2 separate regions of the Homo sapiens genome follow, and region 2 is linked to region 1. The links are chromatin contacts, found by Hi-C or POLR2A ChIA-PET in ENCODE. All regions are on one chromosome and are shown on one strand. Each heading gives the region's core, a stretch centred on a gene start or an enhancer-like site at or near the end of the contact. The rest is flanking DNA. Distances are from core to core; before and after follow the strand shown.

Region 1 (3,642 bases), core at 745-3,244:
GCATGCCTGTAAGCCCAGCTACTCGGGAGGCCGAGGCAGGAGAATCGCTTGATCCCGGGAGGCGGAGGTTGCGGTAGCTGAGATCTCACCATTGCCCCCCAGCCTGGGAAACAAGAACGAAACTCCATTGCAAAAAGAAAAAAAAAAAGGAAAAAAAAGATGAGAGATGAATGTTGGCGAGGGCATCAAGCAAAGTGAACCCTAGTACATTGTTGGTGGGAATGCAGACTGGTACAACCTTTGTGGAAAACAGTATTCAGGCTCTTAAAGAAATCTACAACAGAACTACTATATGACCCAGCAATTCCTCTTTTGAATATATGCCTAAAAGAGATGAAATAATCACCTCATAACGATGTCTGCACTTTCATTTTCATTGTAGCATTATTTACAATATCCAAGTTACGGAAACAACCTGAATGTCCATTGATGCTCACATGAATACGAAATACAAAATAGCAGCTATGTAGTCTGAATAATATTCTATCTCTTTTGTATTTATATATGATGTCAACATTAATATCATATAATATTGATATATATTTCATATTATATTAAATATTAATATAATATGTTGTATATAAATATATACCTATTACATAATAGATATTCCCATTATGTTATATATCATGTAATATATTATATGTAATATATGTATATAATATACTATATGAAATACATATTATATATTATATGTATTATTATATGTATATATGCTATATATTATGGTGTATATATTATGTATTATGAAATATATATTACGTTATGTAATATAGATTATATATTATATATGAATATCTTATATCCATATATATTCCATACATACATTTTATATGTGTGTGTATATATATATATACGCACCATGGTCCATCCCCTCAATAATATATTTTCCAAAACCTCAAATTTCCTTCTCTCTGTCTTTTATAATACCTGCCCTGGATAATACTAACCATCTGTCTCTCCTGCCTATATAATTCTGCCCCTACTGGTTACATGGGAAGCCTTGGTTTCCTAAAGTGTTGAGATTACAGGTGTGAGCCACTGTACCCAGCCTGATTCTGGAATTTTGTATATGCAGACTCCTCCTGCTAAAATAATATATATTATATATAATATATATTCCATAATATATATAACATACATACATATATTATTTTAGCATATATTATATAATATACGGTAATAATACACATAATACATAATTATAATAAATATGATATAATATATATTCCATTGTATAAAACATATAATATATATAACGGAATATTATTCAACCTTGAAATAGAAGGAGGTCCTGACATTTATCACAAGATGGGTGGACCTGGAGGACATTACGCTAAGTGAAATAAGCCAGACACAAAAAGAAAAATATTGCATGACGTCACTTACATGAGGAACTTTTTTTAATCAAGAGAGACAGCTCAAATACACAGAAATAAAGAATGAGGCAGTTGGGGAAGAAAATGGGAAGATGTGGGTCAAAAAATACAAAATAGCAGATATGCAGGATGAACACCACACAGGTGATGGTGATTTTACGCCCTTCCCAAGGTGTCATTCAGAGGCACGTGGTCTCCATCTGACCCTCACTGGTGATATTGATTTGATCACCTGGTCCAGATGTTGTCCAATTTCTTCGCTGTACAATTTCTATTACTTTTTCTCCATTCCAACATACGAGCAGTTTATAGAGAGGCATTTAAGGCAATTCAAATATTCTGCTCGTCATGCAAATGTCCCCCAGTTGTGTCATGTAGATGACAATTCTTGCCTGATTCAACCTTTACCACTACGATGGCTACAAAATGCTGTGGGTTGTGGTTGAAAATTTGAGTCTTGAGTAGAAATTGGAGAAATATGCTGGACCGTCAGATTCCACCGGGGCACGGCCGCCATGCCAATCCAAACTTCAAAACTACAATTCCCAGCATCCTCTCCGCCCCGCTTCCGTATTAGACGCCGCCAATGAAGTCCCGCGAGAATTGGAAGGCGGCAGTGAAGCGGAAGCCATTACTCTCTGGAGTCGATTGCCCCGAGACACATGGGCCAAGGAGGGGTCAGCGGCGAATTCTTTCGGCCTGTTGGGGACCCCTCGTGTCCCCACGCCAGACTGGACCTCCCGTATGAACTTCTCTTCGCATCGGCGGCGGCTTCCGTCACCTCCGCTCCCCCGATCCTATTCCCAGTCGTGTAAGCCCTGCTTTCCTTAACCCTTCTCCCCCTCAGTTCCAGGGGTCACGGGAGGCCTATCTGGCGGTGAGGACTAAGAGGGTACGAGGGTCGGGGGCTAAAGAGCTAGGCATCCAGACGAGGGGTGCGTTTAGATCTCGCGATCAGCGATATGAAAAGCTGGGGACGCGAAGGATAAAATTGGACCATTGCAGCTAGTGATGAGAGAAGCATTGGTCACCTGATCCTGAAAAGCCCTAAGTCTCTGGTGGGGGCGGAAAAGCCCGGCTGAAGTGAATTCAAGAGTTTGGGGGCAGTTCAGGAGATTGGGGGGCGTCAGGATTTGGACATCGCGAGGAGAAATCACCTTCTTTCTGCGCTGTAGTCAATTTTATCTCGTGAATGTCAGCACATTGGTGTTCTTATTAGCACTTACCTTGAGTACCTTTTATATTTTTAATTTAAGACCTTCTGGTTGCACTTTTTTATTTATTTTAATTTTAGTGGACTCTTGTAAATAGCCTATATGTATATTTACTATTCAGTTCAACATTTTGTTAATTAACTTGAGTTAGTCCAGTTATACTTATCGTGATTATTAATATTTTCCATTGAATTTTACCGTCTTATTTTGTGGTGTGTCCTTTCCTATGCACATATTTTAACACTGGAAAATAGGACATACATGCAAAAAAAGTATGATTACACACACACGCAGACTTACACACACTTAAAAGGACAACAGTAAAGCGAATTTACAAACCAGGCCAAGAAAGAGATTATTAAATCTCAGAAAGCTGTGTGCCTCTTCTAAACTGCATCCTCCTCTCCCACCAATACTGTCTCCGTGGATTTGACTGCGTATACATCTTTTCCAGAAAATATATTTCCTAAATTTTGGTAATTATTTGTGAATGAACTCAGGCGCTTCAGTATTTTTGGAAACAATCTTTTTCTGTATTGATTCAAGCACACCTTTGTAATTTAGAGATTTCTAAATATCTTGTAGATGAAGTACTTACACCTAGCCATTCTTTTTCAGGAATGTCATGGCTTAAATTCTAGTCAGTTCACCAAATTCCACATACTGGACTTTTGTTTTCAAGTTGTGGTGAATCTATATTTGAACTTTGGGAATATTGTCGTTTTTATGCCATTGAGTTGCAGTTAATTGATTTACATCATTTATTTACATCTTCTTTAATGCCTTTCAATAAAGTGTTTTTTGTTGTTGTTGTTGTTTTTTCCTTTTTGAGATGGAGTCTCACCCTTGTAGCCCAGACTGGAGTGCAATGACAATCTCGGCTCACTGCAACCTCTGTCTCCCTGGTTCAAGCGGTTCTCCTGCCTCAGCCTCCCGAGTAGCTGGGAATACAGGCACCCACCACCACACCCAGCTAAATTTTGTATTTTTAGTGGAGATGGGGTTTCAACATGTTGGCCAGGCTGGTCTCGATCTCCTGACCTCAGGTG
Region 2 (7,799 bases), core at 1,268-3,767, 1.2 Mb after region 1:
TCTCAAAGAAAAGAAAAGTCAAAAAGTAGGCCAGGCATGGTGGCTCACGCTTATAATCCCAGCACTTTGGGAGGCCAAGGCGGGCAGATCATTTGAGGCCAGGAGTTTGAGACCAGCCTGGGCAACATGGTGAAATCCTGTCCCTACTAAAAATACAAAAATTAGCTGGGCGTGTTGGCATGCGCCTGTAATCCCAGCTACTCAGGAGGCTGAGGCAGGAGAATCGCTTGAACCCGGAAGGCAGAGGTTGCAGTGAGCCAAGATTGCGCCACTGCACTCTAGCCTGGGGGACAGAGTGAGACTCTGTCTCAAAAAAAAAAAAAAAGAAAAGAAAAGAAAAAAAAAAGTAGCCAGGCCTGCAATCCCAGCTACTGGAGAGACTGAAGTGGGAGGATTGCCTGAGCCCAGGAGTTTGAGACCAACCTAGGCAACATAGGGAGATCCTGTCTCTAAAATAAAGGTATAAAAAAGTGTAAATGTAAAACCTCCATTTGCCTACTGCTGACTGAAAGGGGTACCCCCTTTTTTGCTTAAGAGACAAGGGTCTTGCTTTTTTGCACAGGCTGGAGTGCAGTGGTGCAATTATAGCTCACTACAGCCTTGAACTCCTGGGCTCAAGCGATTCTCCCACCTTGGTCCCCCAAGTAGCTGGGACTTCAGGCATGTGCCACCATGCCCAGCTAATATTTTTTATTTATTTTTGTAGAGACGGGGTGTCCCTATATTGCTCTGCCTGGTCTTAAATTTCCGGACTCAAGCAATCCTCCTGCCTTGGCCTCCCAAAGTGTTGGGATTATTGTTGGGGCCAGGCGCAGTGGCTCACACTTGTAATCCCAGCACTTTGAGAGGCTGATGTGGGCGGAACACCCCGTCTCTACTAAAAATACAAAACTTAGCTGGGCATTAGCTGGACCTGGGAGGCAGAGGTCGCAGTGAGCCGAGATTGCACCACTGCACTCCAGCCTGGGCTACAGAGTAAGAGACGCCATCTCAAAAAAAAAAAAAAGCTTGTTGGGGCCGGGCGCAGTGGCCCATGCCTGTAATCCCAGCACTTTGGGAGGCTGAGGTGGGCGGATCGCCTGAGGTCAGGAGTTCAAGACCAGACTGGCCAACATGGTGAAATGCCATCTCAACTAAAAATACAAAATTTGCTGGGTGTGGTGGCGTGCATGTGTAATCTCAGCCACTCGGGAGGCTGAGGCAGGAGAATCACTTGAACCCAGGAGGCGAAGGTTGCAGTGAGCCGACATCGTGCCACTGCACTCCAGCCTAGGCAAAAAGAGCGAAACTCTGTCTCAAAAAAAAAAAAAAAATGCTTGTTGGGGCCCAAGTTAATTGATTTCACAACTGCTGCCTTGGCATGAGATTGAGATGCGTCTCTATATCTCTGTCTCTGTCTCTGTGTCTCTGTCTCTGTCTATCTTTGTATCTCACACACAAATGTCCAGGTCTGAGCTCTGGGTCAGAACTGTGGTCCATTCTTTGCAAACTGAGGGTCCCCACTCTCCTGAGCCATTGGCCACTTGCCCACACCACTACCCAAGACCAGTCCCACCTCCGGACACGTCGACTCACTGTACACGGTGATGTTAGAGGAGCCTGTTATCTGAGAGCCATTGCAGTACACTGAGCAGAGGATCCGACTGTTGCCAGTCACGTTGCTGAGATTGAAGGCTGCCCAGCCCATGCCACTGGCCACCAGCTCCTTTGATAGGGACGTCTCCAAGGCGATTTTCTCAGAGCTGGGACAATCAGTACTGCAGTTCACAAACAGGGACCCTCCAGCAGAGAGCACAGGGTTCTGGGGCTCCACCCGCAAAAGGAACTCCTGCCCCTGGACACCTTCAGGAACATGAAGAAGTCCTGGTGTTTGTTTCCTTGTCCCCCAACCCACGCATCAACAGGCCCCACCATTTAACACCTCTCTCCTTGTGCCGAGACAGAAGGGTTCCTGCCTTCATGGTCCAGTGGGAAAGGTAGAATCCATCAGAGACCGGGGAGAACTCAGAAGGAGGCCAGAAGAGGCTCTGATCCAGCATAGGAGGAGGTGAGTCAGGGAAGGCTTCCTGGAAGCGGGGACCATTGCAGCCCGAAACTGAAGGCTAAGTAGGAGTTAGCAAGTGAAAGGGACAGGTGATCCTGGCAGAGGGAAGCACATACGCAAAGGGCAAATTTCAGGAGTTCAGATGGAGCAGGAAGCATGAGGGGTGTGTGTGTGTGTGTTAGGGGAGAGGGATGGCGTACAAGCCTATGCTGGGGCCTGACCACCTGAAGGCTGAACTAAGGAACCAGAACTTTCTCCCGAGGATACAGAGTCAGCGGCCAGGTCGCAGTGTGGCAGGATGTGAACAGCGTTGCGTTCTATTCCTCTACCCTCTACTGATCCCCAAAACGCAGCCCTCTCCAGCCCTCCCCGGCTTGACTGGTCTCACCTGGGGTCAGCAGACAGCAGACCAGCAGAGTCCAGCAGGCCCTGGGCCACAACACGGATGGTACCATGGTGGCCATTCTGACAGAGGAAGGTGCCTTCCTGAGGTGCCCGAAGGGCAGGCAGGGGAAAAGGCGGGGCCTCCCACTGCGACGGAAGCACAGCGGTTAAGATTGCAGAAGTCTGGGGACTGCACCTTGCCCAGGCCTGTGGGTGGAAGGGGATGCTGTGGCCCTTGGGGGCCAGGGTGGGGGACCCAGACGGGGCTCTGCAAAGTGGCCAGCACTGCTGAGTCTCCCCCAGGGAATGGGCTGGTCCCAGTTGCACTGCTGGCCCCCATTTGAATTCACAGGAAATGCTAACTAAACTGGTTTCTTTTGTTCTCAGCACTGGGAAGCCTGGGTGGGGGGGATGAGGCATCTCCTTCTGGCTGAACTTAGGTGGGTAGGGGAATATTCTGTCCCCAGAGAGGAAGTTAATGGGGAAAACTGTAGGCACCATTGTGTAGATGTTAAGGTGGGATTTCGAGGAAACATTAAAAAACAAAAACAAAAACAGAAACAGAAGCAGAGTCTTGCTATGTTGCCCCGACTGGTCTTGAACTCCTGGCCTTAAGATGGCCTCCTCTCATCTTGACCTCCCAAAGTGTTGCGATTACAGGCGTGAGCCACCACGCCTGGCCACCTTTGAAGATCTTGAGGATACCTCCCTATCTTTGAAGATCTTGGGGATCCCCCATCCCCTGCACAAAGAGCTAAGGTAGGTGATTTGGGGACAGCTGAGTCCCTGAGCCACTGTCTATCCAGGATTCTACTTGGTTTTTGTTTGTTTGTTTTGAGACAGAGTCTCACTCTGTCACCCAGGTTGGAGTGCAGTGGCGGGATCTCGGCTCACTGCAGCCTCTGCCTCCCGGGTTCAAACGATTTTCCTGCCTCAGCCTCCCGAGTAGCTGGGATTACAGGCATGTGCCACCACGCCCGGCTAATTTTTGTACTTTTTGGTAGAGACGGGGTTTCACCATGTTGGCCAAGCTGGTCTCAAACTTCTGACCTCAAGTGAGCTGCCCGCCTTGGCCTCCCAAAGTGTTGGGATTACAGGCGTGAGCCACTGCGCCCGGCCTTCCAGGATTCTACTTGTAACTGGCCTTTACCCCATCCTGTTGTCCCCTTGCCCACCCTTCCAGGCAGCTGGTCACTGCATTCCAAGGGAAGGCGCCAAGGGGACCAGGTGGGACCCCCACCTTTGACCTGCCTCTGACCTCAGGCCTCTGACCTGCCTTCTGGGCTTCACATCTGAGCTCCAGAGAGAGAGGCCTTGTTGAGAGCCTTGATGGGGCCCTGCACTCACCCACTTTCCCCAGACCTTGAGGTCACAGCACCTCCTCTCTCATCTAGAGCACCCCCACCTTCCTAAGCAGGTCCCTCCTCTATTCCTCTACCTTCCGAACAATCCATTTCCCACCTGGTGTTGAGAGAGCAGCTAAAACCCAAGTCTAGTGTATTTGTAAACAGCAGGGACCAGTAGCATGGGCCTGGTGCCTGTAGTCCCAGCTCCTTGGAAGGCTGAGGTGAGAGGATCGCTTGAGCCTGGGAGGTCAAAGCTGCAGTGAGTCGAGATTGTGCCCCTGCACTCCAGCCTGGGAGACACAGTGAGACCCTGTTTCCACAAAAAAAAAAAAAAAAAAAAAAGATGTCGGACTTACTGGCTCACGTCTGTAATCCTAGCAGCACTTTGGGAGGCTGAGGTAGGTGGATGACGAGGTCAGGAAATCGAGACCATCCTGGCTAACACAGTGAAACCCCATCTCCACCAAAAATATAAAAAATTAGCTGGGCATTGTGGCGGGCACCTGTAGTCCCAGTTACTCAGGAGGCTGAGGCAGGAGAATCACTTGAACCCAAGAGGCGGAGGTTGCAGTGAGTGGAGATTGTGCCGCTGCACTCCAGCCTGGGTGACAGAGCAAGACTCTGTCTCAGAAAAACAAACAAACAAACAAACATATATATATAATTTATAATACTTACGTAATAGTGAGACCCTGTCTCTAAAAATAAAAAAGAAAGAAATATTTGTAAATAAGTCATATTTCTTTTTTGTTTTTTGAAACAGAGTCTCACCGTGTCGCCTAGGCTGGAGTGCAGGGGCACAATCTCAGCTAACTGCAATCTCAGCCTCCTGGGTTCAAGTGATCCTCCCACCTCAGCCTCCCTAGGAGCTGAGACCACAGGTACACACCACTGTGCCTGGCTAATTTTCTGTAGAGACGGCTTTCACCATATTGCCCAGGTTGGTCTTGAACTCCTAAGCTTAAGGGATCTGCCTGCCTCGACCTCCCAAAGTGCTGGGATTATAGGCGTGCCCTGCTACACCCGCCAGTAATATTTCTGATAAAGAAGTATTTCTGGGCCAGGTGTGGTAGCTCACGCCTGTAATCCTAGCACTTTGGGAGGCTGAGGCGGGCAGATCACGAGGTAAGGAGATCGAGACCATCCTGGTTAACACGGTGAAACCCCATCTCTACTAAAAATACAAAAAAAAATTAGCCCCGTCTCTACTAAAAATACAAAAAAAAATGGTGGCAGGTGCCTGTAGTCCCAGCTACTCGGGAGGCTGAGGCAGGAGAATGGCGTGAACCCAGAAGGCGGAGCTTGCAGTGAGCCGAGATCGCGCCACTGCACTCCATCCAGGCTGGGCAACAGAGTGAGACTCCATCTCAAAAAAAAAAAAAAAGAGTATTTCTGGGCCAGGCGTGGTGGCTCACACCTGTAATCTTAACACTTTGGGAGGCCTAGACAGGCGGATCCCTTGAGGTCGGGAGTTCCAGACCAGCCTGGGCAGCATGCCAAAACCCTGTCTCTACTAAAAATACAAAAAATCGGCCAGGTGCAGTGGCTCACGCCTGTAATCCCAGCACTTTGGGAGGCCGAGGCGGGCGGATCACGAGGTCAGGAGATCGAGACCATCCTGGCTAACACGGTGAAACCCCGTCTCTACTAAAAAAAATACAAAAATTAGCTGGGCATGGTGGCGGGCGCCTGTAGTACCAGCTACTTGGGAGGCTGAGGCAGGAGAATAGTGTGAACCCGGGAGGCAGAGCTTGCAGTGAGCTGAGATTGCGCCACTGCACTCCAGCCTGGGCGACAGAGCGAGACTCCATCTCGAAAAAAAAAAAAAAAGTACAAAAAAATCAGCCAAGCTTGATGGCACACACCTGTAGTCCCAGCTACTCAGGAGGCTGCAGCGGGAGGATTGCTTGAGCCCGGGAAGTGGAGGTTGCAGTTAGCTGAGATTGTGCCCCTGCACTCCAGCCTGGGCGACAGAGAAAGGTCACCTACACATGTTTAAGGGGCCTCTGCACATATCTCAAGCCATTGACAAGAAAGCAAGTACAGTCTGGATTGCAAACAATGTATAATTTAAGCTCCAGCTGATTTTTTTTTTTTTTTTGAGACAGGGTCTCAGTCTGTCACCCAGGCTGGAGTGCAGTGGCATAGTCTGGGCTCACTGCAACCTCTGCCTCCCAGGTTCAAGTGATTCTCCCGCCTCAACTTCCCAAGTAGCTGGGATTACAGGCATGCACCACCACACCCAGCTAATTTTTTGCATTTTTAGTAGAGACGGGGTTTCACCATGTTGACCAGGCTAGTCTCAAACTCCTGACCTCAGGTGATCCGCCCGCCTCGGCCTCCCAAAGTGCTAGGATTACAGGCGTGAGCCACCGCGCCTGGCCTCCAGCTGATTTTTGACAGCCACATTGTTGCTATAGGATCCTTTTTACGTGTGATGGTGATGGTCTCTGGTTCTCCTCATTCCCACAAAGGTTGTTGAACCACAGCACCAGTAACACTGAGAATGCTAAGGGCTCTAGCCCAGGCTTTCTCCCAGGTTCTCTGGTGTGCGCCCTCCTGGTGACAATGAAATTGAAGCTAATTGCTTTCACTGGTTGAGTCTCTGATCTTGAGTGGCTGTGTCCACATTTCATTTTTTTTTTTTCTGGTAGGAATAACTACTTTTCTGCATCCATGCTCCATAGACTCTGTCCTTTTCAGACATCCTGGGATAAAAAGATTTGGCTTTTTTTTTTTTCTTCTTCTTCCTGAGACAGGGTCTGGCTCTGTCTCCCAGGCTGGAATGCAGTGACATAATCATGGCTCACTGCAACCTTGACCTCCCAGGCTCAGGTGATCCTCCCACCTCAGCCTCCCTAGTAGCTGGGACTATAGGTGTGTGCCACTACACTCGGCTAATTTTTGTATTTTTTCTACAGAGGAGCTTTTGACATATTGCCCAGGCTGTTCTCGAACCCCTGGGCTCAAGTGATCCTCCCAACTCAACCTCCCAAAGTGCTGGGATTATTACAGGGGTGAGCCACTGTGCTGGGCTTTCACTCTTAGGCTATTAAACAATGAAGGTAGTTATTGATCCTATCTCTTTCATATTCTTCTTCTTTTTTTTTTTTTGAGAATGAGTCTTGCTCTGTCTCCCAGGCTGGGCTCACTGCAATCTCCACCTCCCAGGTTCAAGCGATTCTCCTGCCTCAGCCTCCTGAGTAGCTGGGATCACAGGCGTGCGCCACCACACCCAGCTAATTTTTGTATTTTTATTAGAGACGGGGGTTTCACCATGTTGGTCAGGCTGGCATATTCTTCTTTCTAAGAACTGAGAGTGAGGGGGCTGTATTGAATCTCTTCATGCACCAGGAACTGAGTTCTGAAGATGATCTTATTATTATCAGTATTTTTTGAGATGGGTTCTCACTCTGTTGCCCAGGCTGGAGTGAGGTGGTTCAGTCTTGGCTCACTGCAACCTCTGCCTTCCAGGTCCAAGCGATTCTCCTGCCTCAGCCTCCCAAGTAGCTGGGATTACAGGCGTCTGCCACCAGGCTTGAGCTACCACGCCCAGCCAAAAGAGCATATATTATGTATAGAAATAATAAGACGAGCCAGGTGCGGTGGCTCATGCCTATAATCCCAGGACTTTGGGAGGCTGAAGCGGATGGATCACCTGAGGTCAGGAGTTCGAGACCAGCCTGACTAACATGAGGAAACCCAGTCTCTACTAAAAATACAAAAAATTAGCCAGACATGGTGGCTCGTGCCTGTAATCCCAGCTACTCAGGAGGCTGAGGCCGGAGAATCACTTGAACCTTGGAGGAGTTTGCAGTGAGCCGAGGTCACACCATTGCACTCCAGCTTGGGCAACAAGAGAGAAACAACGTCTCAAAAACAAACAAACAAACAAACAAAACCCAAGAAATAATAAGACCATTTGGAATTACTGGACTAATAGAATAGTTAAGGTTTCTTATAGAGGCAATAAAATGTATTTTGAAAGAGCTGCTAACTATTGATGCTGACAGTATTTCATTCCT

What was found. A loop is a pair of places that touch in the nucleus more often than their neighbours do. ChIA-PET counts read pairs that join two places held with the same protein, here RNA polymerase II (POLR2A). Pooled maps may share reads with other maps.
Region 2: a loop to region 1 is called in a pooled map, with 5 times the contacts of the local background. The contact joins the promoter of ICAM3 here to the promoter of ZNF317 in region 1. A Hi-C loop is called at or near these places in 6 of 50 pooled maps. POLR2A ChIA-PET finds 5 or more read pairs at or near these places in 2 of 52 experiments (BJ and HEK293).

The regions. Positions count from the first base shown.
Region 1 is chr19:9,138,403-9,142,044 of GRCh38, forward strand. It overlaps ZNF317 (zinc finger protein 317), which reads left to right and starts at 1,995. Exons shown (of 7, transcript NM_020933.5): 1 at 1,995-2,190. RefSeq lists enhancers at 1,658-1,757, 1,808-2,017.
Region 2 is chr19:10,337,107-10,344,905 of GRCh38, forward strand. It overlaps ICAM3 (intercellular adhesion molecule 3), which reads right to left and starts at 2,518. Exons shown (of 7, transcript NM_002162.5): 1 at 2,433-2,518; 2 at 1,576-1,842. The coding sequence starts at 2,508. RefSeq lists enhancers at 1,124-1,872, 2,158-2,257, 2,478-2,527, 2,621-3,368, 3,369-4,116.